4 separate regions of the Mus musculus genome follow, and regions 2, 3 and 4 are each linked to region 1. Evidence: chromatin loops called from intact Hi-C (ENCODE). Cell type or tissue: left cerebral cortex. All regions are shown on one strand. Links, peaks and the distances in the headings refer to the core of each region. The heading gives the core; the rest is flanking DNA. Region 1 holds the start of Olfr957 (olfactory receptor 957). Region 2 holds the start of AW551984 (expressed sequence AW551984). Region 3 holds the start of Zfp202 (zinc finger protein 202). Region 4 holds the start of Olfr148 (olfactory receptor 148).

Region 1 (6,057 bases), core at 414-5,413:
TCTGTCTCCTCTAAAGGAGCTCTGACGTTGTTATTTTCTCTACAGCTCCCCATATGAGGGAAAATGTTTCATTCTAAAACTCACCTTCCATGTGTGGTCCCTGAATTTCTTTTTTCTTAGTATTATTTAATTAAGACATAATAACATAATTTTTCCCCTTCTCTCTTCCCTTCAACCTCACCCCATGTCTGATATTCCCCACTTCTGCAATTTGCAGCATCGTCTCTTTTATCCATTGTTCCACATGCATATAAGCAATTCAATACATAAATACAACAGGCACAGTCTGCTCAGTGTGGCAGGCAAGTGTTTGTTTCTAGGGATGATGATTTAGGTATTGGATAAAGAAACAGGGGGCTCATTCTTGAGGAAGACTAATTCTTCATCTCTTGGCAGTGTTTAATTGCCTTTAAATATTGTTGTAGGCGTGAGAGGATTTCTTTATTCAAACCATGGAGACAAGAACCCCAAAGCAAATGCATCAGGAATAGGTAGGGTGGTTATTCTGTTTCCAGAATTCTGCCTCTCATGCTAAGAACAAGAGCCAACAAAAGCTGCTGCAAAAGTCTCAAAGACACTACCAAATTCCCATACAAACAATATAAAGGCCTCTCGACATAAAACTTAGTAGTTCTTTTAGTACTGTAAGTTTAGTCCACATTCATTTGTATAAAAATCATCTAATGATTCAGTTGCAGAATTAATATTCTGCAAATAAAATGAGAAGTCTTAGGATAAAGGGATGGAAAGAAACATTGTGAGATTGAGGGACAAGATGTAACACTAAGAGATCAGGCCAAGGACATAACGTGGGTATTTTGTTCCCTCGTCTAAGAAAGCTTGAAGTATCCACACTTTGGTCTTCCTTCTTCTTGAGTTTCATGTGCTTTGCAAATTGTATCTTGGGTATGCCAAGTTTCTGGGCTAATATCCACGTATCATTGAGTGCATATCATGTGTGTTCTTTTGTGATTGGGTTATCTCACTCAGGATGATATCCTTCAGATCCATCCATTTGTCTAAGAATTTCATAAATTCATTGTTTTTAATAGCTGAGTAGTACTCCATTGTGTAAATGTACCACATTTTCTGTATCTATTCCTCTGTTGAGGGACATGTGGGTGGGTTCTCTCCAGCTTCTGGCTATTATAAATAAGGCTGCTATGAACATAGTGGAGCATGTGTCCTTATTACATGTTGGAGCATCTTCTGGGTGTGATATTACCCAGGAGTGGTATTGCTGGATCCTCCAGTAATACTATGTCCAATTTTCTGAGGTATCGCCAAACTGATTTCCAGAGTGGTTGTACCAGCTTTCAATACCACCAGCAATGGAGGAGTATTCCTCTTTCTCCACATCCTATCTAGCATCTGCTGTCACCTGAGTTTTTGATCTTAGCTATTCTGACTGGTGTGAGGTGGAATCTCAGTGTAGTTTTGATTTGCATTTCCCTGATGACTAAGGGTGAACAAAATACCCATGGAAGGAGTTACAGAGACAAAGTTCAGAGCAGAAACTGAAGGAATGACCATCCAGAGACTGCCCTACCTGAGGATACGTACCATATACAACCACCAAACCCAGACACTATTGTGGATGACAACTAGAGCTTGCTGACAGGAACCTGATATAGCTGTCTCCTAAGCGTCTTTGCCAGTGCTTGACAAATACAGATGTGGATGCTTACAGTCATTCATTGGGTGGAGCACAGGGTCCCCAATGAAGGAGCTAGAGAAAGTACCCAAGAAGCTGAAGGGTTTTGTAACCCCATAGAAAGAACAACAATATGAACTAACCCAGAGCTCCCAGAGACTAAACCACCAACCAAAGAAAACACATGGTAGGACTCACAGTTCTACCTGCATATGTAGCAGAGGATGGCCTAGTCGGTCATCAGTGGGAGGAGAGGCTCTTGGTCCTGTGAAGGCTCTATGCCCCAATATAGGGTAATGCCAGGGACAGGAAGCAGAAGTGGGTGGGTTGGGGAGCAGGGGGAGAGGGGAGGGTATAGGGGGTTTTTGGAGTGGAAACCAGGAAAAGGGATAACATTTGAAATGTAAACAAAGTAAATATCTAATTTAAAAAAGTAAAAAGTAAAGAAAGAGAAAAAAGGAAGAAAGAAAGAGAGGGAGGGAGGGAGGGAGGGAGGGAGGGAGGGAGGAAGGAAGGAAGGAAGGAAGGAAGGAAGGAAGGAAGGAAGGAAGGAGAAAGAAAGAAAGAAAGAAAGAAAGAAAGAAAGAAAGAAAGAAAGAAAGAAAGAAAGAAAGAAAGGAAGGAAGGAAGGAAGGAAGGAAGGAAGGAAGGAAGGAAGAAAGAAAGAAACCTAACCCAAGAGGTTTATTGGGGGAGCAGAGAGACCAAAAGACAATTTTGAAATGAGAGAGAGAGAGAGAGGGAGATAGAGAGAGAGAGAGAATAAACATGACAGAAAGAGCAATCTGGGATGGATGGCCAGGGCCTTTTAGAAAGAGGTGCCTGTCCCTGGTAGAAATGTGCTGTATCTGGCAGGGATGGGAGTGACATGGGTTGAGTCACTGACAGGCAGGCTTGCAAAGCACACCTTATTTACAACAAAAAGTTCATAAAAGAAATACATTAATTTCAAAGTCATGATCTTAGGAGATCGGTAAAAGTGCATTAACATTATACAGAAAAGAGAAAAGTATGTGCTCGTGAAGAATAATTTAAACCACTCAATAAAAGCAGTAATTATATGTTTTGAAGACAGGAAAAGAAAGTATAGGACTTTAATATCACCTGCTAGAAAAAATGATTCTTCTAGATAAGTGAAATTAGATTATTGTGATTACAGCATATGGCACGGAGCAGTGTGGGTTAGGATAGGGGAGGAAAACATGAAATTTTACCCCATGGATAAAGAAAGATATGGGAGACTTTGATATGGAAGAAATCACTTTGTAGTTTAAAAATCCAGTAGATTCTTTCAAGCATGAAACTGTTACCTCTGTGTTTTTATTTTTAAATTGGAAATAAATTCATTTAAATGTTCTTCATAAATATTTACAGAGGAATATCCATACTTTAAAATTTCCTAAGAAATCTGCATATAAACTTCTTTCCTTATTCATTCTTGTCAAATTATTAAAACCATAGTGACCCTTGGCCAAGAGAGGGTTTGTTGTTGATGTTTTTGTTTTGTTCTTGTTTGTTGTTTCCCTAACGCGCAGATGGAAATTTTTCGCTATCCACCAGAGGGCGATAAAGCACAGTAAGTAGAAGACAGAGGCCAGAGCAGCCCCTGTGCTGCAGGGATTTGTTCAAAGATACACATCACAGATCCAAGATACTGACTAGATACTTAAAGTCTGTAAATATAAAGACCAGAAAGCCACAGCTGACATCGTAGTGCAGGGACAAACAACAGAACGAAGCAGAAAATCCAAAGATGATTTGGACAGGCAGAAAATCCTCCACCTTGTGTATTCCATTCTTTGGGCACAAATACCAAAGAGTATGTAGAATGCCCCAGAAACAAAACAGAAATGTATTGTCTGCTAGACTCCGAGAACCATTTCTAGGAGAGACGAAAGAATTCACCTTGCATTTACTACGCCAGAAGGAGTTCGAGCAATTGAGCCTCCTGTGGATAGTGTCACAGCTAGTGGGTCGGGTGATGGGGATAGTTTCTTCAAGACACAATACGTCGAGGGGGCTCCTTGGTGTCACCAGCACAACCTAAGCCTTATACTGTCTAGGTGACACCGGAGAGACTGGCTTCATTGAGAGAGGGTAGGGATTTTGTGAATGGAAACCTGTTTCCAGGTTCCTCAAAATATCAATGCATTTTTCATTTCAGAATGGCAGTAAGTTCAGGGGTCGGAAAAACGATGTTCCCACTTTACCGTTTTTATGTGAATAAATGGCTGAGCTGAATGTAACTGTAAAAGAATGTCATTTTAAAATTATGTTGGTTTATTTTTAATAACATGTACATGTGTGAGTGAGTATGGGTTTGTGCACTTGAGGGCTGCTCTAGAGAATCTGATGCCACTAGAATTAAAGGAGGTTGTGAGCTGCTCACCATGACTAGGAATCAGCATTGAGGTCTCAGCAAGAACAGTTTGCACTCAGTCTCTGAGCTGTGTCTTCGGCACAAGAGTGTCATGAGGAAAAAACTAAATGGATGAACTTTCCTTGAAGATTGGGAAAGATACAAAGTGGCCTATGAAGCAAAGGTGGTGATGTAATCCTGAAACTGTGTCAGAAGGAATGTCACAGCCCTGCCTGCCACCATGTGCATAAAGAATTCAGTCTCTTTCAGTAAAGTCTATCATTGCAAGTAGAAAATCTCATATTAGTTATTCATATATAGTCGATCATATTTCTATGAGTATAGTAAAATTAAGATTGTATTTTTATTTATATTTCAAATGGTTACAATTGTTCACTTAAAAGTGATAATTTCAAAACTGTGACTACCAGTACACTTAATTTAAAAGTTCAAGAATTCCAAATATTAAGCAATTCAAATGTTACTGAAAATGTATTACTGTCTGATTTAACAAAAATAAATTTTACCTAAAAAGAACAGTGTTCCAGACTTACAAAGCAAAATAGCTAAATGTGTTTGCTATTTGAAAACCTATTTAAAAGTAATATACGTAATTCCAGACAGTTAGATTGTGGGTCACCCAGAGTGGCAGTGGACTTCATCCTCGGAGTCCAGTGCATTTTATTCAAAATAAACAAGCATTCATAAAACCCCATGACTCATGAGGGTGCGCTGTATGTCTTCGCTGTACACTTCAGGGGCCTCTTCAGTTGTAAAGTTTTGCTTAAAGCGTGTCCTTCATTTCACATGAATTCTCTTCTTCCTACAACCTTATAGAAGGCAACTTTGACATCTTTATTCCTCAGACTATAGATCAAGGGGTTCAGCATGGGCACAACAATGGTATAAAATACAGAGGACACTTTCCCTTGGTCCATGGAGCTGACTGATGATGGCTGAAGGTACATGAATGCTAGAGATCCAAAGAAGACAGCAACAGCCAAGATGTGGGAGCTGCAGGTGCTGAAGGCTTTGGACCTGCCTTCAGTGGAAGGAATGCGGAGGATGCTGGCTATGATGAAGATGTAGGAACTGAGGATGGTCAGAGCTGGGACAGTAATATTAAATGAACTGAAGGACAGTCCTAGTATTTCATTGATAAATGTATTGGAACAGGATTGTTCCAGGAGTGGTAAAAGATCACAGAAGTAGTGGTTTATGTCACCAGCTTTGCAGAAAAGCAGTCTAAGCAGGCAGACTGTTTCCCCTGTGGCACAAATCAAGCCTACACTATACACCCCCACTACCATCCAGGAACACACTTTGTAAGACATGGTAACATTATATAGCAAGGGGTTACAGATGGCAACATAGCGATCATAAGCCATGACAGCCAGCATGTGACACTCCGAAACAGCAAAAACATCAAATAAGTAAAACTGAGCCATGCATTCTGCATAAGAAATGACACTCTTCACCATGACAAATTTCTCCAGCATTTTGGGCATGATGACACTGGACTGGCAGAGGTCAACGAAAGACAGATTACTGAGGAAAAAGTACATGGGGGTGTGCAGGTGAGAAGAGAACAGGATGAGCATGACCATGCCCAGGTTTCCTATGACTGTGACCACATAGATTCCTAGGAAGAGGAAGAGCAGGGGCAGCTGTAGCGCTGGCTTCTCTGTTAATCCAGTGAGGATAAATTCAGTCACAATGGAGAAATTTCCTTCTGCCATTTTCTTCTGAGGTCCTATGCTGAAAGAGATTTATGTTTTTAAGACAGGTGCTTACTGTGCTTTTACATTGTAAAATTTCAAACAGAACTCATTTTTTTCTGCCTGATATCTCCACTTCCTTATCAATAGTCATAGCCCTGGGACCCAAACATATTAGGCATGTAATCAAATATCAGACAGGACAGTCATCATTTATACTCTAGACTCTAAGAGTGCTAACATGTACTTTCTGAGTGAGAATCACCCAGTAATTACTCTGAAAATTTGACTTACTTGTTTCAGTAGGTTTTCATGAACATTTTGTT
Region 2 (6,057 bases), core at 634-5,633, 95 kb after region 1:
CTCTTCAGTGCCACTAGGGAAAGATCAGGGTTCTGTAGTTCAACAAGATGTGCTAGAGTCACACCCACAGAACTCCCTAGTTTCTAAAGAATCCAGCACTAAGAGTCTTGGCTCTTGCTTACCTGGATCTCTTATGCTAGTGAGTAAGCCGCCAGAACGCACCATGTTGAAGCTGCGGTTCTGTGGAAAGATGCATCATTTCCTATAGTACATCGTTAGAGTCAAGCACTCAAATACCACCACCTGACATCTCTCTGGCAGAATGCATGCAGAGTGACTGTTTTAGAGCTAGAAAGAAGGATGTGGTGTGAGGAGAGGGAGATGTCAAAGATAAGGTTTTTATTAAATGGCAAACTAGGTGGGAAGATATGAGTCCTGAGGTGTCCACTAACAGGAAATGTCTGAGGCTGCTTTATACAATAATTCTACTTTCCCTAAAGTATGACTAATACAGTGCATCTCATACCTACTGAATAGGTGTCATAAGTTTAGCCCCACTAAGCATTAGTATGTCCTGTCTAAAATGAGAACCATAATACCAGCATGAAAATGTGTCAATCATATGGACGAGCTTTCTAGACCTGGGGCAGATCCTTAGAAGGCTTTCATCAATGACGTCAGCAGTGTTCCTGTTGTCATGGTCACTACTTTTCAATAAACATCTCCTGCTTATTATCTCATTCACACCACTCAGAGACCTATGTGAGCAGCTATGCAATTCAAGGGTTGTCTGCCTTCTGCCTTCTGGCTCCTTGTAAGTGAGTTGTCCTAGAGGGCAGAATGCAAATACATCACCAAGGTCACCTCCCAGCTTTTCTAATTTACACATGTATAAGATAAATGCGACATAAGCTCAATTTAAAAGTAAGATATCCCATTTCGTTTCTATAATAGTATAATATTTTTTAAAGCTAGAACATGTTATGGTTTTTTAAAAAAAATGGAAGGAGTTCATGCTTTATGATGGCCATGACTGTCCTATCACGGAGTCCGTATGTTGTTTGAGTCTCCCTGTTTGGTAGCTATGCAGGTTCTAAGGACCCTGAAGTCCATCAGGAATGATGAACCCTTCCCTTTCAGATGGCTTTGGTAACATTCGGAAGAGAAACATGAGCCTGGCCCCACTTCAGGATTGAAAATACCATGTGAAAATGGGGAGGTATGAGGGCTTTGCAGGGTGTGGTGGGGGAGCAATTAAAGGAGAGGTACTTCTTCCAGGTGAAAAGAATAAAATCTGAGTTGTACCTAAGGCCCTGGTTAGAGCCATACATTATATATTGTTATCCTTATCTTACGAGTTAATACAGTTGGGCTTGTCAGTCACCAGGTCAGGAGCCTCTCCAAAAGGTAGCCAGCTAAAGAGAAAGGACTGTCTTCTTAACGAGATAATTTACCCTGGTAACTGTTAGCCTTCCCACAATGTGGAGTTCACAGAGCTTCTGTCACACAGGACTCTATTGCCTACTGGCTTATGGTAGTAGGGCAAGCTTTCTAGATGTTTCTCTATAGACCCAAACTCTCCTTTGACAGCCACATAAATGCCTATATTAAGGGCATGGATAGCCTCTCTTCTCCTTCTAGCAGATGCCAAGTGGTTTGTCTTTCTTTCCTCCAACTCTAATATAACCATCCTGGAACTTCCTTCTAAGTCAGCTTCTTTCTTAATGTTTTTATTAAAGAGACTAAAAACCCACGCAAGTGAACACCGTTTTTGCACTAACACCTATGATGGGTGTAAATTTTTCCACGAGAGCATTCTGTATCTGATCATCATCACCTAGCTTCTCTTCCCCCGTTGTGAAAAAAAAAAAAAAAGAAAAAAGAAAAAAGAAAAGAGAAAAAAATGACCTGAGCTGCAGTGGCAGGCACCAACAAAGGTACTTTTCACTGGAGCTGAAGCGGCACTGCCTGGAACACACAGCATGCTCAGGACAACTGTTGCTCTGATGCTGATGAACCGGCTGAAGGGGCAGTTGATTTAAATACCTCCACCTTCCTACAACTATGCAAATAAGGGCTTTTGTCTTTCTTTGTGGCACAGCCCTACCTCAAAGCTTCCAAAGCAGTGGACAGTGCTACTCCTGGGCCAACCATCCTCATTTTAATAGCAATTACAAATCTGAGTTGTGACGTATCTTAGTGATACAGCATTTGCTTAGTATAGGCAGCGCGTGCGCGCGCGCGGGCACACACACACACACACACACACACGCAGAGAGAGAGAGAGGGGGGGGGAGAGGGAGAGAGAGAGCGAGCGCGCAATCTGCATGTTGATCACACTCACACACACCCACTCCCACAAATCAGCAGCTATGATTCTGGCTCAACTTGTTATTCTTCAACAGCTGCGGAATAAATCCTGGCTGTTAAAATGTTTTACCGCTTGACAGCAAAGCAAGAATTGCAACAGATGATAATTTATGAAAACACAGAGTATCTAGGAAAAAATACGGGGGGCGGGGGGCGTCCTTTAAATAAGACAAAATGTATAGGAAAGGCATGAGGCCAGGGAAAAGAATGCCTAATATCAATAGGAAGCTTAGAGCAGGAGACTCACCCAAGGGCTGAAAGATGTACTGTGTCTGGCAGCAGAGATCTCAGGCTGGCAGTGGCCACTGCAGGAGGTTGAGAGGAGAGAGGCAGACCACAGTCACCTGTAGTGAAAAACAAAACAAATATCCTTTATTTCCTGAATCTAACCTCATAGTAAATTTCGCTCGCGGAGGGATTTTCCTGACCACTCCACCCTTTCTCATATAAACAGTCAATTGTGGCAAGGCTCCATTCTGTCTCTCGGGGGGAAAAAAAAATGAGAAAAGTGTCTATCTAAGGTAGAGAGTTTCCTCAGGTGGGACCAAGATCCAAGAACCTGTTGTTGCTGGTGGTGGACGTGGAAGACCGAGGGCTTCTCAGTGAGTCACCCGGGATCAGCTCCGGTGTGGACCCTCAGGGCAGAACAACTGCAGTGAAGGGGGCGGGAGTGTGAAGAAACAGCTGGCCACTCCCCTGCTGTTGGCTGCTGGGAACTAGAAGCTAACCATGGAGGAGACTTGGAAAGGGGAGCTTACATAGTTTTTTTTGGGGGGGGGGGTAATTTCAATTTTCAATTGTCTGCTCTTGATTTTTAGCACCTCAAGACTTCCTGATATTTATTTATTTTAAGAACTTAAGAGCTCCAATCAGTTTTCAGTTTTCGTTCTAACTGCACTCCCATGGCACAATTTTACATAAAGCTGATAACTTAATTGACTGAAAGGAAAGGAACTTCAGAGTTTGAAGAAGTAGGCGCCAAAGATTTAAGGAAGTAGAGAAAGAGACGGTTTAAGACAGATGAGAACAAGAGGGACTTGCTTGAGGTTATTAGATGATTAAAGGATTCTTGCATCCCGATAAACTTCCAATGGCGCAGAAATCACTCACAAGTACCCACTCCCCACACTTGGCTCTTGCAGTTTAAGCAAGCCCCTAAAGGGGGATGGGCCTCCTGAATAAGTGGAGCCGGGGAAGGGAAGGCAATGTCCGGGATGGGAGTGGTTGGGTGTTTTCAGAGCTGGGAGAGGGATGTCTGCAGCGCTGGCTCTTACCTTCCCCAGAAATCCCGGTGCTGTGAGTCAAGAAAAATGAAAACAGCTGCGGATTAATTTTCCTGGAAAACACGCCCACCTCTCTGGCTCTGCTGTAACATAGCAACTCTATGACTGAAGCATCTGCAAGGAAGAGAATCCCTGTTAAATTTCCAAGATGCAGAGGATGGATCACAGACCAGGCAAAGTCAAAGGCAGGCAAATCCTTCTTCACGTGAACATTTAAAATTGTAACAACAGAAAGACCCGGTGTGGAAATGCGGTGCTTCTGTAACAAATTTAATTACCAATGGGTTTACATCAGCGCTTCGAAGTTTGAAGTTTGAGTTGAAGTTGAGGTATCCTGGCTTCCATCCCCAGGTTATGTTCCGTTCAGGGCACACACTGTAGAAATCACATCTGGTGCTGCTCACTGTCTGCTGGACTATCTACCAGCAAAAGCCAAAACCTGGCATACTAAACAGATTTCTTCCTCCATTGTGCTGAAATAAAAACCTAGAACTTGTCTTCCACAGAGGAGACATGACACACATCTTGTAAGAAGCAGAATTGGGGAGTATTTATGGCAAATATACACAAATAAATAGAACTTTATAGTTAACCATAAATCCAAACTTTATTTTAAAACAATGTGTAATTTACTTTTTCCATTTTAAAGTTTTTCATGAGTCCAATGATCAAACCTTTAAAGAAAAACGTCACTTTATATGCATACATATTGTACATACATCTGTGTATATATGAAAGGCACTGGTATATGAATTTGTATTTTGTCAATAAGAGGAGATAGGAATATGATTACCCAACAGTACTAGCTAGTTTTATTTCAACTTGACATAAGCTGGGGTCATTTGAGAAGAAGAAATCTTGATTGAGAATATGACCTCATAAAAATTGGCTTATAACAAGCCATTGGGACATTTCTCTTCCTGTCTCTCTTTTTCTTTTTCTTTTGTTTGTTTTCTTTGTCTTGAAAAGAGCACAGTTTTCCCTTATTGTAGTAGACATTTGCACTCATTTACCATTTTTACACTTTCCTTACATATGTTCCTGTTTTCATTTTTATCTTTGTCATTGAAACTGTTTTCCTCACTGTCTTTTTTTTTAAGTTTTGCTTTTTCTTTTCTCACTCTCTCTTTTCCCATCTCTCCTAGTTCAGAAGTCCCAAACTGTGTTCCTCCAGCTGCCAGCTGAGCAATCACCTGACTGTTTCTCTATTAAAGCCTCAGGAGCAGAAAGCGTTGCCCTTCCCCCAAGTAACTCAGAGAGGCCCCTGGATGCTGGAAAGTGACTCTGGTCACTTCTTACCCAGCATCTATCATGTCCTTGGACACTGAGTTTTCTCTTCATCACTTCAGAAAGCTACCAGCCTTTAATATTGTACCTTTTCCATTTTCTGTATATTCTTCTTTCTTAACTTTAATTAGACATTTGTAAAAATAATGCTTAAACTCTGTTCATGACTGTCTAATAATCTCTTTATCCCAACCTTCAGTTTTCACACAAGTCATTTCCTTCCTTCCTCCCTTCCTTTCCAGCTTTCTTTCTTTCTTTCTTTCTTTCTTTCTTTCTTTCTTTCTTTCTTTCTTTCTTTCTTTCTTTCTTTCTTTCTTTCTTCCCAACCAAAAATATGACAGAATAAGATAGAAAATAAAGCAAAACTATCACATTGAAGCTGCACAAGTCAAATCAACAAAAAGAAAATACCCCCAAGAGCAGGAACAAAAATCAGAGATTCATTGGGGCACATTCAGTCAGGAGTTCCATAAAATACTAAGAATACATTATACTATATACCCAGAGGACCCTATCCCCGGTGGCTTTTACAGTGTTTCTGCCTCCTGTTCTAAGGGATTCCTTGAGCTCTCAGGAAATTAGCACAGTTGAAAAATCCCATGTAGAGCTGTGTCTTTCAAGGACTCTCTCTAATGAGAGAGTAATGTCTACCTGTAGGTCTCTGTGTCTGTTCCCATCTGTTGCAGGAGGAAGCTTCTCTGATGATAGATATATCTATCAGTATAGCAGAATACCTTTGGGAATCATTGTATTGATACCTGTTGCTGTTATTGTTGCTGTTCTTGTTAGATCAATAGTATTTGACTTTTCCCTAGTTCTCTGGACTATTTAGTCTTTTGTTCTTGGTCACCCAAGCAGTATTGAGTATGAGTTTCAGCTTATGGAGTGGGCCTTATGTCAAATAAGATATTGGTTTGCTACTCTCACAACTTCTGTGTTACCATTGCCCTGGCATATCTTACAGGTAAGGCAGGTTGTAGGCCAAAGGTTTGGTAGATGGGTTCATATTTATATTTCTCTTCAGTAACCTGCAGAATATCTTCCACATCAAAGACATTAGAATTTAGAGGTAGGCACCAGGTCAGTATTTCCACATTCAGAGTTGTATGGATATTTTCCTTGGCAATGGGTCTTTGCTATCAAAGAGCAAGCCATTGCCTAAACAATAGCCTATTAG
Region 3 (6,057 bases), core at 724-5,723, 680 kb after region 1:
GGCATCTTGTAATATATATATGATTTCTATTTTGTGGATTATTTCAGTTTCCAGAATTTAGTCCCAGTAGAACAGGCACAAACACAAGATGCCTCAGAGCTAATATCACTGAAAGCCTTGTTGGAGAATTCCATTTCTGGTTTCTGTGAAGTTCATGACTGTGAAGGCTCACTTGCAGATTTAGCATGCAGAGCCCCTAAGAAGCAAACACACACTTGGGCAAGATATCTGTCAAAACTCTAATGATGATGCCAGCGAGTCAGCTTGTAGAGATGAGTATTACATATGCCCTTTTCCCAATGATGAAGACTATCATTTAAAACCCATCAAAACTTAGCATTTTAAAAGGATTATTGTACATTCCTTTCGGTATTAAATTGAACACATACACTCAGAAACAGGCTGTATGAGAAAAGTGTTATTATCTCAATTGCTATACCTTATGTTCACTAAAAAAAAAAAAAAAAAAAAAAAAAGCAGCTCTACATTGGAATTGATAATTCCATGGATTTTACCCAAAGCTATCTAGAAAGTAATGGAAATTGCCTTGGATAAGAAAATGTGGATATTAGCCCAAAACCTAGGATACCCAAGATATAAGATACAATTTCCTAAACACATGAAACTCAAGAAAAATGAAGACTGAAGTGTGGACACTATGCCCCTCCTTAAAAGTGGGAACAAAACACCCTTGGAAGGAGTTACAGAGACAAAGTTTGGAGCTGAGATGAAAGGATGGACCATGTAGAGACTGCCTTATCCAGGGATCCACCCCATAATCAGCATCCAAACGCTGACACCATTGCATACACTAGCAAGATTTTATCGAAAGGACCCAGAGGTAGCTGTCTCTTGAGAGACTATGCCGGGGCCTAGCAAACACAGAAGTGGATGCTCACAGTCAGCTAATGGATGGATCACAGGGCTCCCAATGGAGGAGCTAGAGAAAGTACCCAAGGAGCTAAAGGGATCTGCAACCCTATAGGTGGATCAACATTATGAACTAACCAGTACCCCGGAGCTCTTGACTCTAGCTGCATATGTATCAAAAGATGGCCTAGTCGGCCATCACTGGAAAGAGAGGCCCATTGGACACACAAACTTTATATGCCCCAGAACAGGGGAACGCCAGGGCCAAAAAGGGGGAGTGGGCGGGTAGGGGAGTGGGGGTGGGTGGGTATGGGGGACTTTTGGTATAGCATTGGAAATGTAAATGAGCTAAATACCTAATAAAAAATGGAAAGAAAAAAAAAGAAAATGGAGTCATCTTTAACAATCTACAGAGAATAAAGTAACAGTGATGAAAGGAAGAGAACAAAGGACCAAACTTGATCCAGGAAAAGTCTGTGTCTATTTCACCAGGCCAAGGGATGCCCAGATAACTGGACAAAAATCTGTGTCCCTTACACACCCTTGCCATGTGTTTGAGTGTGGAAGTTATTAGCACTTGAATCAGTGGGTCTCAGTCAATCTGTTGAGAGCTGAATAGAAGAGAAAGGCAGGAGAGAGCAAAATACCCTCTTTTAAGGCAAGGCATTGTTTCATCCTGATATACCAAGAACCTGATCCTGGAACCTGCTGATGCCGGGTTTGCAGCGACACCCCACCTTCACCTACCTGTTCTGGGGCTGGATGTCGCCACCAGTTTCTCAGCTCTCCATTCTGCAGTCCACACAGATCCTGCACCATCATCTCAGCCTCCATAATTGGAGGAGCAAATTCTCATACTAAACCTTCATTACTTAGTACCCTTCTCGGGGTACTTAGCCCCATTAACGATAGAATTTTAAAATGCACTAAGAAGAAACCTCAAAGACAATTTTATTAGACAAAACAAAAAACAAAAAACAAAAAACAAAAAAAAAACAGAGCAGGCAAACTAAATTTCAGTTTCAGCCCCTGCCTAGAAAAAGAAAATGGACAAGAGGAAGAAAACAAACCTGTCATTGTAAGCAGTCACATAGTGCAGCAGAGGGAGGGATACTTCAGAAAATAATAGAAAGGCTCCAAGTAACAGAAAAAGCATACTTTGGCTCTGTCCAGTGTCCTCAGATAAAGATTTAAAAAAAAAAAAAAAAAAAAAAAAAAAAAAAAAAAAACGAAGGGGAGGAGGAGGGGGAAGAGGAACAGGAAGAGGAAGAGGAGGAGGAGGGGAAAAGTATACCTTAGTCAGGACTCAGAAGGGCAGACAGACCTGCCCATTCTGGCACTGACTGCCTGAACTGAACAGAATCAGGTTTCTGAAAAAGTACATTATCTATCTCATTAAAGGGATACCGTCACCAACTCCCATGTCTTTTACCACGGTATTAAGTGAACTTGCATTCTGGTGGGGTGGTCAGGTGATTGGCTGGGCACAACTGGATTAAATCTCACGATTGCTCGGTCTTCAGCCAGGCTAGAGGTAGACTCCATCCACTCCTTTGACCGAAGAACAGTCTTCCAGTTGGGGCTTCAACAAAGCTTTGATCAAGGGTGTTGTAACACCCTCTGCAGAACACAGCTGCCTCTCTAGCAAAAGCAATTAACATGTCCAGTTCAAAGTATGCTAAGCAGTCTCGAGCAGTTTGTCCCATGAACGGAAACGGTTTTCAAGAAATGGCTGAAAGGAGAAGACTTGCACATGTCACCATGTGACATTCAGGGCAAGATGGACTATAGAAGTGTTAGGGACAAAGACAAAAATGAACAACTTAGATCAGGGAAGACAGTGGCAAAGAGGCACCAAAATAGCACACAAAGGTTAATAGACAACACCACCATTTCCTTACTGAGCTTCAGTCTACCTTCCAGTTTTTAGTTCTAAGACCAACAGTTTGTGTTTTTTCAAGACGGACAGAGTTGACAGGCAGATGTTCTGGCGGCCCGGCAACAGCTGTGCATGAAGGAGCCAGCATTCAAATCTAAACCTTTCTTTTTTTATTCTTCCATGCTTGAAGGAAAAGAAAACTGCGTGGGAAGGAGGGGATTCTCTTGTGGAGATGTAGATACCAAAACCAACATGAAAGATGAAAACAAAACCCTGTAGGAAGTGGACAATGAATACCACGCCTAGGAAGGTGATGGGTTTGCCGCAAAGGGGACTGGCCATAGAGGGCAGCAGTCCAGGGAATGCTTCCCGGCATGGGTCTCACTGGAGAAGCCCCAGGCTTCGACCAACAGGAACACAACGAGTGGACCAAACCTCCTACAGCCTAGACAGGCTCCAGCACCCCTTGGAGGTGGGGCGAGTGGTCGCTTCCGGTTCCGGGCGCAGAGGACCCACGTGTTCCGACCCGCTGGGCCCCGCGCGACTCGGATCCCGCTCGGCTCTTTCGGCCGGGAGTGGGTGGGGGAGCACCGGGCAGGGGAGGAGCCGCCGGAGCCGCGGGAGACGTGAGTGTCGGGGACCTGGCCGGCGAGCGGGCACCGCAGCGGGCGGGGAGGGAAGGGCAGGAGCATTGGGAGGGGCAGCAGACCCCGCCCCCCCGGCGCCGGGGGACAGCGCCTGCCAGGGAAGGGGTGGCGGCGGGGTCCCCGCGGCCTGGGCGTTGTAACCATGTCACCTCCTCGCGGCCAGAGCCGGGACGTCCGGAGACAAGGGTGGCACTCCAGGCTTCTCTGCCCAGCCACCTCCTTCCGCCCCCTCTGGGGGCCTGCGGACATGCACTGTGCCCCTCGGATTGCGTCCATACCAACCGCTCCGGTGCGCTAGAAGCCAGTGGGGTGTAGCCTAGGCCCCTTGACGCCCACCTTCCCCTCTCTTCAGACTTTTCACTCTGCATCGCACATTGCTCCAGAGCCCTCCCTGCAGGTTTTGCCTTCCCTCCTTCCCAGCGAACCCCGCCCCCTTCACATGCGATCTTATCACCTGTGATCCTTGCCAGTCCTTGGCCGTCTAGCGTGTGGCTCTCACCTGGCTTAGTGACAGGCTCAGAACTTCCCTGTAGAGCTAGAGGCTACTGTCTGCACTGTCTGAACTTCTTTCTTCCTACCCCTGACAACCAGCTCGGGGACCTCTTCTCCAGCTCATCTCACCATCTGCGGGACTTTCCATAGTGGACTGAAAGTTTGCTAGTTTTTTATTCCATGGCCGACCTGGTCCTCTCACACACTTTCCCCTGGGCTGTGGCTGTCTCGTATTCTACACATGGATAGCGCTGTCTTTTCTCTGTGCAGAACTCCCCAAAGGGAGATCTCTAGGTCCAGCTTATCGTCTTGGTCGTGGTTAGGAGTGCCACATCTAGGGTTTTGCTGTCAGGTTATTCTGTCCATAGTCTACAGGTGAAAGGCAGTAGGGAAAGCTTGGGGCAACGAAGTCACAAGGCATCTCTCTGTGCAGCTTTTTCTTTGAAGCAGCCCCATGGACCTTAATCCAGAAAACAGTTTCAATGAAGTGTCAGGATGGCTGTGAGAAGCTTGCTAGGAGAAGCAAGTGACAGTGGGATATTTGGAGGCCATCAAATATCTTGAGTCACTTTCTGCTATTGCTGCCTAACATAAAAGGGTTAGGAGGAAGGCAGTACATTTTTCTTCTAAGACAGCTGCTGACCTTTCCTCCTGTCTCCTATGTACACACCCTTTGCATTCTACCTGTATAATTGCAGGAGACAGTCATTCCAAGGCCACTGCAAGACCTACATCACTATTGAGGGACTCCTGTCGTTTCAGAATATACAGGTGTGGTGACTATACCACTCAACACAGGCATAAAACAACCCTAGGCTTTCTGTTTTATTTTCCTCTCCTGCCTGAATGTCAGCGTTGCTGGATAAGTTTGTGCTTTTCTGCATGAAACCTCAAATTTACTTCCTTTGCCCAGATAGTGGGTATGGAGTTTATCATACATGAATCCGCATGTAAGACTGAAGTGGTGCTCTGTGTTCTGTATTGACCATTTTGAGAAACACTATTTTTGGCCAGACCTCCCTCTTGGTACCTGCCTTACAGAGGTTTGAGGACAAAGACTTGCAAATACTAGTAGTGTTGACTAATCTTTGATGGGTGATCTTACCATTCGAGTGTGAGTTATTTATGATATTACATGCTTTTAAGACAGAAAGCCAAATGCTCTATTATCTTTTGTGGCATGTTAAGATGAAATACTGATGAGGGTTTGTTTCTGGTTTGGTTTGGTTGCTTGCTTGCTTGTTTGTCTTAGGACAGTGTCTCTCTATATATAGCTTTGGCTGTCCTGGAACTCACTGTAAAGACTAGGCTGGCCTAGAACTCACAGGGTCCCGCCTGCGTCTGCCTCATGAGTACTGAGAGTAAAGGCTTGCAACCAGCTCCCTTGATTTTCTTGATTCCCTTGATAAAGAGTTTCCCATTGCTGATCACAGGTCAGATCTTATTCTAGGTTTCGATGTGAATTCCTGATAGTGCTAAAGTTCCTGCTGTTCCCTGATCAACTTTGTCACGGCTTCTTCCCCGCTCTGCTCAGCACTTGGAATAGTAGGAGATATAATATTCAGTGTATGCTTATGAACTGAATCAAATCTGTGCACTTCTCCCCTCAAAGTTTCTCACCATTGATACTAAAGCAGTCTGTCTCTATTGAACAGTAAAGCAAGGTAGACTTGATTGATAAATTCCCCAAAGAACTTAGAATGTTTAATACCCAATTCCTACAGCTGTCTGAATGAAGGACTTATCACCTAGGAGCGCTGGCACCCACTAATTACGGTACTTCTGTTGAGGCGTGTATTTATTGAGCTTCTTTCCCCGCAAACTACCTGGAAGAATGATTCAGGTCTAGGAACATATCCTTGCTTAGGGGTCCCAGCTTACCAAGGAAAAGACACTAAACTACCCACGAGGAATGACTGCTGGGATTTCCTCTGTGCTCTCAGATTCTGCTAGGTCAAACCACAGAGATCCCAACCTTTGTCATATATATATGCAAGAGAGCCTCAGTCCAAGCCAGAAGGAAATCACCTAGCATAGAGCACTAGGTAGCCAGGATGTATTGGTTGTATACACATAGACAGTAACTTTCCTGAGTTACCTACATCCACTCCTGGGGTCCAGCTATTGTCTTATTATTTATCCTTTTCCTATTAAGTGATCCTTTCTCTG
Region 4 (6,057 bases), core at 552-5,551, 100 kb after region 1:
GTCTATGGTTTATGAGATATTTCCACATGAATGATGTTGAAGGGTCTAGCTCATAGCTTTTATTCTGTAAAGGGATAAAATGAATGAGGAGTCAGCGTTGGAACACAGTCAAAAGAACAGCCCACGGTGAACAATACCACGGGGAACTGTGAGAGAGTTTCGAGGGAAAGAGCAGAGGACCTTTATCTCAGGTATATTTTGTTCCCTGTATTGTTCTTAGACCTGATTTCACTACTGCTCTGACAAACATTTGCATTCAACTTATAAGACATGTTTATTCTTGTTGAATATCAGAGCATAGCTTTATAACACAATGTGGTCAACATACCCTGAATCTGGATATGACCTTTTGCCTTGCTTTTGTGCTTTCTCAGGTATAATCTATAGTATGTGCCTGGGAATTGTTGTTAAATTGGTCTGTTTTGAGAAAATTCTGGCAAAAGGCTACTCTGTTAATATTTAGTATGTGTTGATTGGTGTTTATTTACAATGTTTTTCTCATCATGCTTTTTCTGAATTCTAACAAATTTTCTTGAATTTTTTACATTCATGTATAAAAGTACACGAAAACTGAAATAAGGTTGTCTACAGCATCAGACTGTATTCTAGCCTATTCTTCCAGCAGAGAAGATCTGCATAGATCATCCAAAATCTCAACAGGGCAGAAAGATAACCCAGTAGGCAAAGGTGCTTCTTGCCAAGCCTGCCCATCTAAATTTAATCTCAATCCAAATGGTGGAAGGTGAGAACTGACTCCTGAAAGTTGTCCTCTGGCCTCCACATGCAGCCCTTGACATACAAAATAAAAGAACATGAAAATAACTAAGTGACAAAGACAATATTTGGTAATGAAGGGGCTAAGTAATACAAAATACCATCATGGGCTTTAATTTCAGGTACAGTCTGGTAAAATGGGCCCTTTGCAAGTTCCTCTGGAACTTCACTCAGCTCATGCCACAAGTCCGTTACTTGCTCCTGAGGCAGTGGAAGGTACCCCCAAGTGCAGGGCACATAAGCTCTGATGGCATGCTCTTTCCTTGTATGTTTCCCTTCTATGTACATAAAAGAAGTACAGTCTAGATTAATGGTAAATGCATAATAATATATAATCTAACAATAAAGTGGTTATATCACTATTAAAGATATATTTTTCAAGATTATATGTACTAAATGCATACATGACTGGCAATATAGTAGGTTTCTTTGTCACCAGAACAAATAGAAAACAAAATGTTCTATGACTTTTTCATTTCTATCACACCACTAGGTAATAGGAAGTTTTGGGGCTTCGTAATAATTTTCTTTATCTTCTCATACAAGTCTGTTTGGCCTGGGTGGTGGTTGATAAAATTATCTGTTTTCTGTAAATGACTATAGTGTGAAAGACTAGAATTTAAGACTATTTCAGATTTGATATATCAATCCAAAAGTCTGTCATTCTTAAGTATACCATTACTTAATATTTGAAAATAATTCATTTTCCCCCTTGTTTTCATATTAGAAGAGTTTTCTGCTTGAAATAAGTATACGCTTGTTCGAATAAAAGCATTTCCTGCCTCTATTAAACTTGTATTACTTTGTGAATGACTTCTGATCAGTTGGACACAAGAAGTGATAAGAAATAAAGAATCAGGCAGAACCTGAAAGCAAGAACAATTGAGCAAATGAAATCCCTAAGGTCCCTGGAAACACTAGGAGTCAATGAAATTCTTGCCCTAGTTAGAAAAGTAAATAAATAAATAAATAAAACAAACATTGTGATAAAAACCAACCCTCAAAACAAGGTCTGAAGGGATTCACACGCTGGGTCCCACTTGAATACTGTGAAACTCTTCTCTGCTTTTAATTGTTTCCTACACTCAGAGGGCTTAGTCTCCCTGAGCCTCTGGATAGATTGAGGATGGGGCTCTACAGGGATCAAGAAGCCGTTTGAAGTTCCACAGATGTAGGATGATTTAGCTTCTCATGACAAAGGAAATCACCCCAGGTCCCAGCAGATATACAACAACCTCTGTGTGTGATTCTGACTGAAAAGGAAGAGCAAGTAGGATCTGAAGCTGCAAACTAGATACCCAATTCTAGGGGAAAGGAGAAGACTATGGTGGGGAGTGCACACCTACAAAGACGAAACTGATAGCAGAAGGAGGGAACTCTGTCTTTCATCTTTGAGTCATTTATAATCCACTCTTCCTGTAAGTGTTCATATCATCTCTTCCTGCGTCTCTCAGTTTTGTATTGTCCTCTCTCCAGGAATGCAGAGATATAGATTTAGTGTGGAAAATGACTATGGGGGCTTCCTTCTCCTTTAGAAGGATGCCCAGGTTCCTTTCCCCATTCTCTGTCTCACAGACATGTTGGAATGGAGCTATTTTTTGTTCCCAATTAATTGAACATCTGTCCTATTCTGAGAATTATAATGTGATTATGCATAAAAAGTTAGTTTTAGTGTATTCTTTACAGAGAGAAAAACAATTATGAGACAAAGATATATAAAAGTAAGCAACCTGACTCCCTGGAGACTGGAAACAGTTCTTGTAGTATGGCTCAATTTGTCTCATGTGTTCCTATGGGGTGACTTTCTAAAAGTTGCATTCCAGTTTTGTTTGGTCTTGGCCAAACCCTGCTTCTTTGAATGATCCCATCTGGACTTAAGTTAGGAACTACTACCTCTATGCAGGCATCTTCTTAAAATCTCTAACACAAAGCTACCTATAATAAGTATAATCACAATAAATGATTGGATAAAATCACACTATGTATCAATGCTTTCCAAAACTGTTATCTTATGTACTTTTTACAGTGACTTTGTGAAACAATGGTTATCATTTAACCAAAACCAAGCCCAAGGTGGTCCTCATCCTATACCAACCTAGACAAAAAATCTTAAAAATATTTCCTCGTATCTTCATTCTCTTATGGCCCCCTCTCCCAGAAGATAGCAATAGAAGTCTATAATTCTCAAAGTTGTTTCATGAACATTGTCATATTTAAACTTCACAGTGCTTCTAGGGTGGGGATATATTCTAATTTAATCAACAATAATCATTTAGTGGGTGGTTGATAGGAAAAACACACAGTTTCAAGTTTACTTCCTCATCTATTTTGCCTTGATTTCTGACTGCAAAATATTACCTTTATTTATTCATTATTTTCTCACAGTTTGAAGCTCACATATCACAACCCACAGTTTTCTAGACTACCTGTTTAAATGTGTTTGCTAAGAATGTGTTCAAATACTAAGTACTTAAATGACAGCTATTTGTTGTGCATTAATTGCAGGCTCTGAAACATCCCAGGAGGCTATGCAGAATGATGCATAGCATGAGAGCCACCCAGTGGCCAAGACCTCTTCTACAGTTAGGAATAAATTCAAACTAACCTCTTTGGAAATAGAGGATAGTAAAAAACAAAAAAAGAAATCTGACTTCCTTCCAGCTAAAAACACAGAGAACTAAAACTGAAAGAACTTGATAGGATACGCTGTCTATGAACATTATCAAATGGCACTAGGGAAATAAGACAGTTGAACTAATGAATTATGCCACATTAGGCACTCCGTGAAAAGGAAACATGGTATAAGCCCAGTACCTATACACACCATTATATGTAATTCTGGAATATGGTATCTAAGGCTATAAAAATGATCATATATAATTTTGTATTAATTCAAGTATTTTTATACTACACATTTTATAGTTTCTGTTACAAAAATATCTAATAACCACACCTTTGAGATAGACAACTAGCCACAAAACTCTCGAAAAGATGTCTGAGTCTCAGGAGCTTGCTTCTATCCTTCCATAGACAGAAAACAGCACAGAGCAGGAGTGTGTTGTCAGCAGCAGGATGAGAGGAAACTCATCAATTGTTGTATTGTTGTATTGTTCTAAGAAAGCTGTGACCCCCAAGTTCACATCTGATAACCATGTAGTCTGTTTGATGAACTCTTTGAATAACTCTGCAAATGATTGGATAATCAGAAAATAATAATCAAATAATCAGAAACTTGAGTTTTCAGGTCATTTTGTTAAACATCACAGAAAATCAGGAAGGATTATCATACTAATACTCACTAATCGCAAGTATTTCTAGGAAAATACTTAAAATTCAATTTTAACATCATCTGCGATGATTAGACAAGTCTAATGAAACTAAATTTAAATTTGATTCTCTTCTAAAATAAATTGTTAAATTTAGTGTGTGTGTGTGTCTATTTATGTGGTGTGTGTGTGTGTGTGTGTGTGTGTGTGTGTGTGTGTGTGTTTAGTTTCCCTTTTGAAGTATGCAGAGATAGAACTATAGCGATACAGTGCAAGACATTTTCCTGTATAGTGAACTAATGGGCTCATGAGTTCACTCTCCAGTTAATCTCTTAGAAAAGACTATTTGATGCTCTTTCTTTAGTTAACCTTTGATTCACTGAGGCCAAACTTACTGCCTCCAGACTCAGTAGGGAGTCCTTACCAAAAAGTGCACCCTAACCAGGTGTGTTCTATCTACACGCACTCCTGAATATCAATTAATCAAGCATTTTTTCCTGCATGATGTATCTAGTATTGTGTAATGATGGGTATTGTTTCATAACCATGAACAGGCCAAGAGACTGACTTTAGATTTTATCACAAATGATGATTAGCATATTAATGTTGAATTTATTATATTTATTCTGCTTCATTGTTTTCATGTATAGTTGACAGTTGTTTCCACCAAGACCACCTCTGAAGATAATGGATAATTACACACTACTCAATGAATTCATTCTTCTCGGAATACCCCAGACACAAGGACTGGAGACTTTACTCTTTGTGGTGTTCTTATTCATATACTTCTTCACCTTGCTCGGAAATTCACTCATCTTTACAGCAATCATTTCTTCATCTACCCTTCACACACCTATGTATTTCTTCTTGGGACTTCTATCCGTTTTTGACATGTTGTTCCCATCAGTAACCTGTCCCAAGATGCTATTTTATCTTTCTGTAAGGAGTCCAGCCATCTCTTACAAAGGATGTGCCGCCCAGCTCTTCTTTTATCACCTTCTGGGTTCTACTGAAGGATGCCTCTATTCTGTGATGGCCTATGATCGTTATGTTGCGATATGTCACCCACTGAGATACATGCTTATCATGAAGCCTGGAGTGTGTGTGAGCTTGGTAATAATAGCTTGGTTAGTGGGCTGTCTTCATGCCACCATCTTGACCTCTTTAACCTTTCAATTAGTCTACTGTGCATCCAACCAAGTGGACTATTTCTTCTGTGATCTTCCTGCAGTTTTACCCCTGGCTTGTACTGACAGTAAGTTGGCCCGGAAGGTGGGTTCCATCAATGTTGGCTTTCTGGCTCTGATGCTTCTCTTCAGTGTTTGTGTCTCTTATGTACACATTGGGGTTGCCATTCTGAGGATCCGTTCAGCAGAGGGCAGGCAGAAAGCATTCTCCACCTGCAGTGCCCACCTCACTGCCATTCTCTGTGCCTATGGACCTGTAATCATCATCTACCTGCAGCGCACACCAAACCCTCTGCTTGGGGCTGTGGTGCAGATATTAAATAATATTGTCTCACCCATGCTCAACTCTTTAATATATTCATTGAGGAACAAGGAAGTGAAGAGATCCTTAAGGAGAGTTTTCCAGAATATAACATTTCATGGTCAGAAATGAATTGTACACTTAATGATGGTATACAAAACTTTATCTCTTAGCTTCTTCTTCCTTCAGCAGATGGGAACAAATACAGAGACCCTCAGCCAGATATTTACCAGAGAATAAGAGCCTTGGAACACTCAAACCTAAACAGGATATCTCTATCTAATTCCTCCCCTTTGGACTCAGAAAACCCAGAGGAAGAAGAGACAGAGTGTTAGAGCCGGAAGGCATGAGCAACACCACAGAAACAATGGCCACTAAATCAACATGAGCAAAAATCATATGAACTCACAGAGGCTTAGGCAGCAAGCAAACGGCCTGCATGGGTCTGCACCAGGTGCTCTGCTTGTTCATTATGGCTTCCAGTTTGGTGTTTTTATGGGTCTGCTGAATGTAAGAACCAGTGGGCCTC

What was found. Peaks named below come from ENCODE experiments on the same cell type or tissue, not always from the same donor. Only the 100,000 strongest peaks of a DNase experiment are listed, where the experiment ranks them.
Region 2: it touches region 1 in a loop (4-fold over the local background); 16 of 42 quality-filtered maps call a loop at or near these places.
Region 3: it touches region 1 in a loop (2.7-fold over the local background); 2 of 42 quality-filtered maps call a loop at or near these places.
Region 4: it touches region 1 in a loop (16-fold over the local background); 16 of 42 quality-filtered maps call a loop at or near these places.

What each region holds. Positions count from the first base shown.
Region 1 is chr9:39,505,967-39,512,023 of GRCm38, forward strand. Olfr957 (olfactory receptor 957) reads right to left here and starts at 5,752. Exons shown (of 1, transcript NM_146745.2): 1 at 4,817-5,752. The coding sequence starts at 5,752. The coding sequence ends at 4,817. In left cerebral cortex, for the core only: a CTCF peak has its summit at 3,201 (motif pointing right); a DNase peak (open chromatin) is centred at 3,219.
Region 2 is chr9:39,600,658-39,606,714 of GRCm38, forward strand. AW551984 (expressed sequence AW551984) reads right to left here and starts at 2,995. Exons shown (of 20, transcript NM_001199556.1): 1 at 2,870-2,995; 2 at 2,558-2,654; 3 at 123-180; 4 at 1-13. The coding sequence starts at 165. In left cerebral cortex, for the core only: no CTCF peak of the experiment used is centred there; DNase peaks (open chromatin) are centred at 1,967, 2,203, 2,567, 3,425 and 1 more place; H3K4me3 peaks cover 861 bases.
Region 3 is chr9:40,189,063-40,195,119 of GRCm38, forward strand. Zfp202 (zinc finger protein 202) reads left to right here and starts at 3,254. Exons shown (of 7, transcript NM_030713.2): 1 at 3,254-3,375. In left cerebral cortex, for the core only: a CTCF peak has its summit at 3,611; DNase peaks (open chromatin) are centred at 2,604, 3,227 and 3,719; H3K4me3 peaks cover 1,609 bases; H3K27ac peaks cover 1,079 bases.
Region 4 is chr9:39,608,842-39,614,898 of GRCm38, forward strand. It overlaps Olfr148 (olfactory receptor 148), which reads left to right and starts at 4,728. Exons shown (of 1, transcript NM_146505.1): 1 at 4,728-5,660. The coding sequence starts at 4,728. The coding sequence ends at 5,660. In left cerebral cortex, for the core only: a CTCF peak has its summit at 3,334 (motif pointing left); a DNase peak (open chromatin) is centred at 3,324.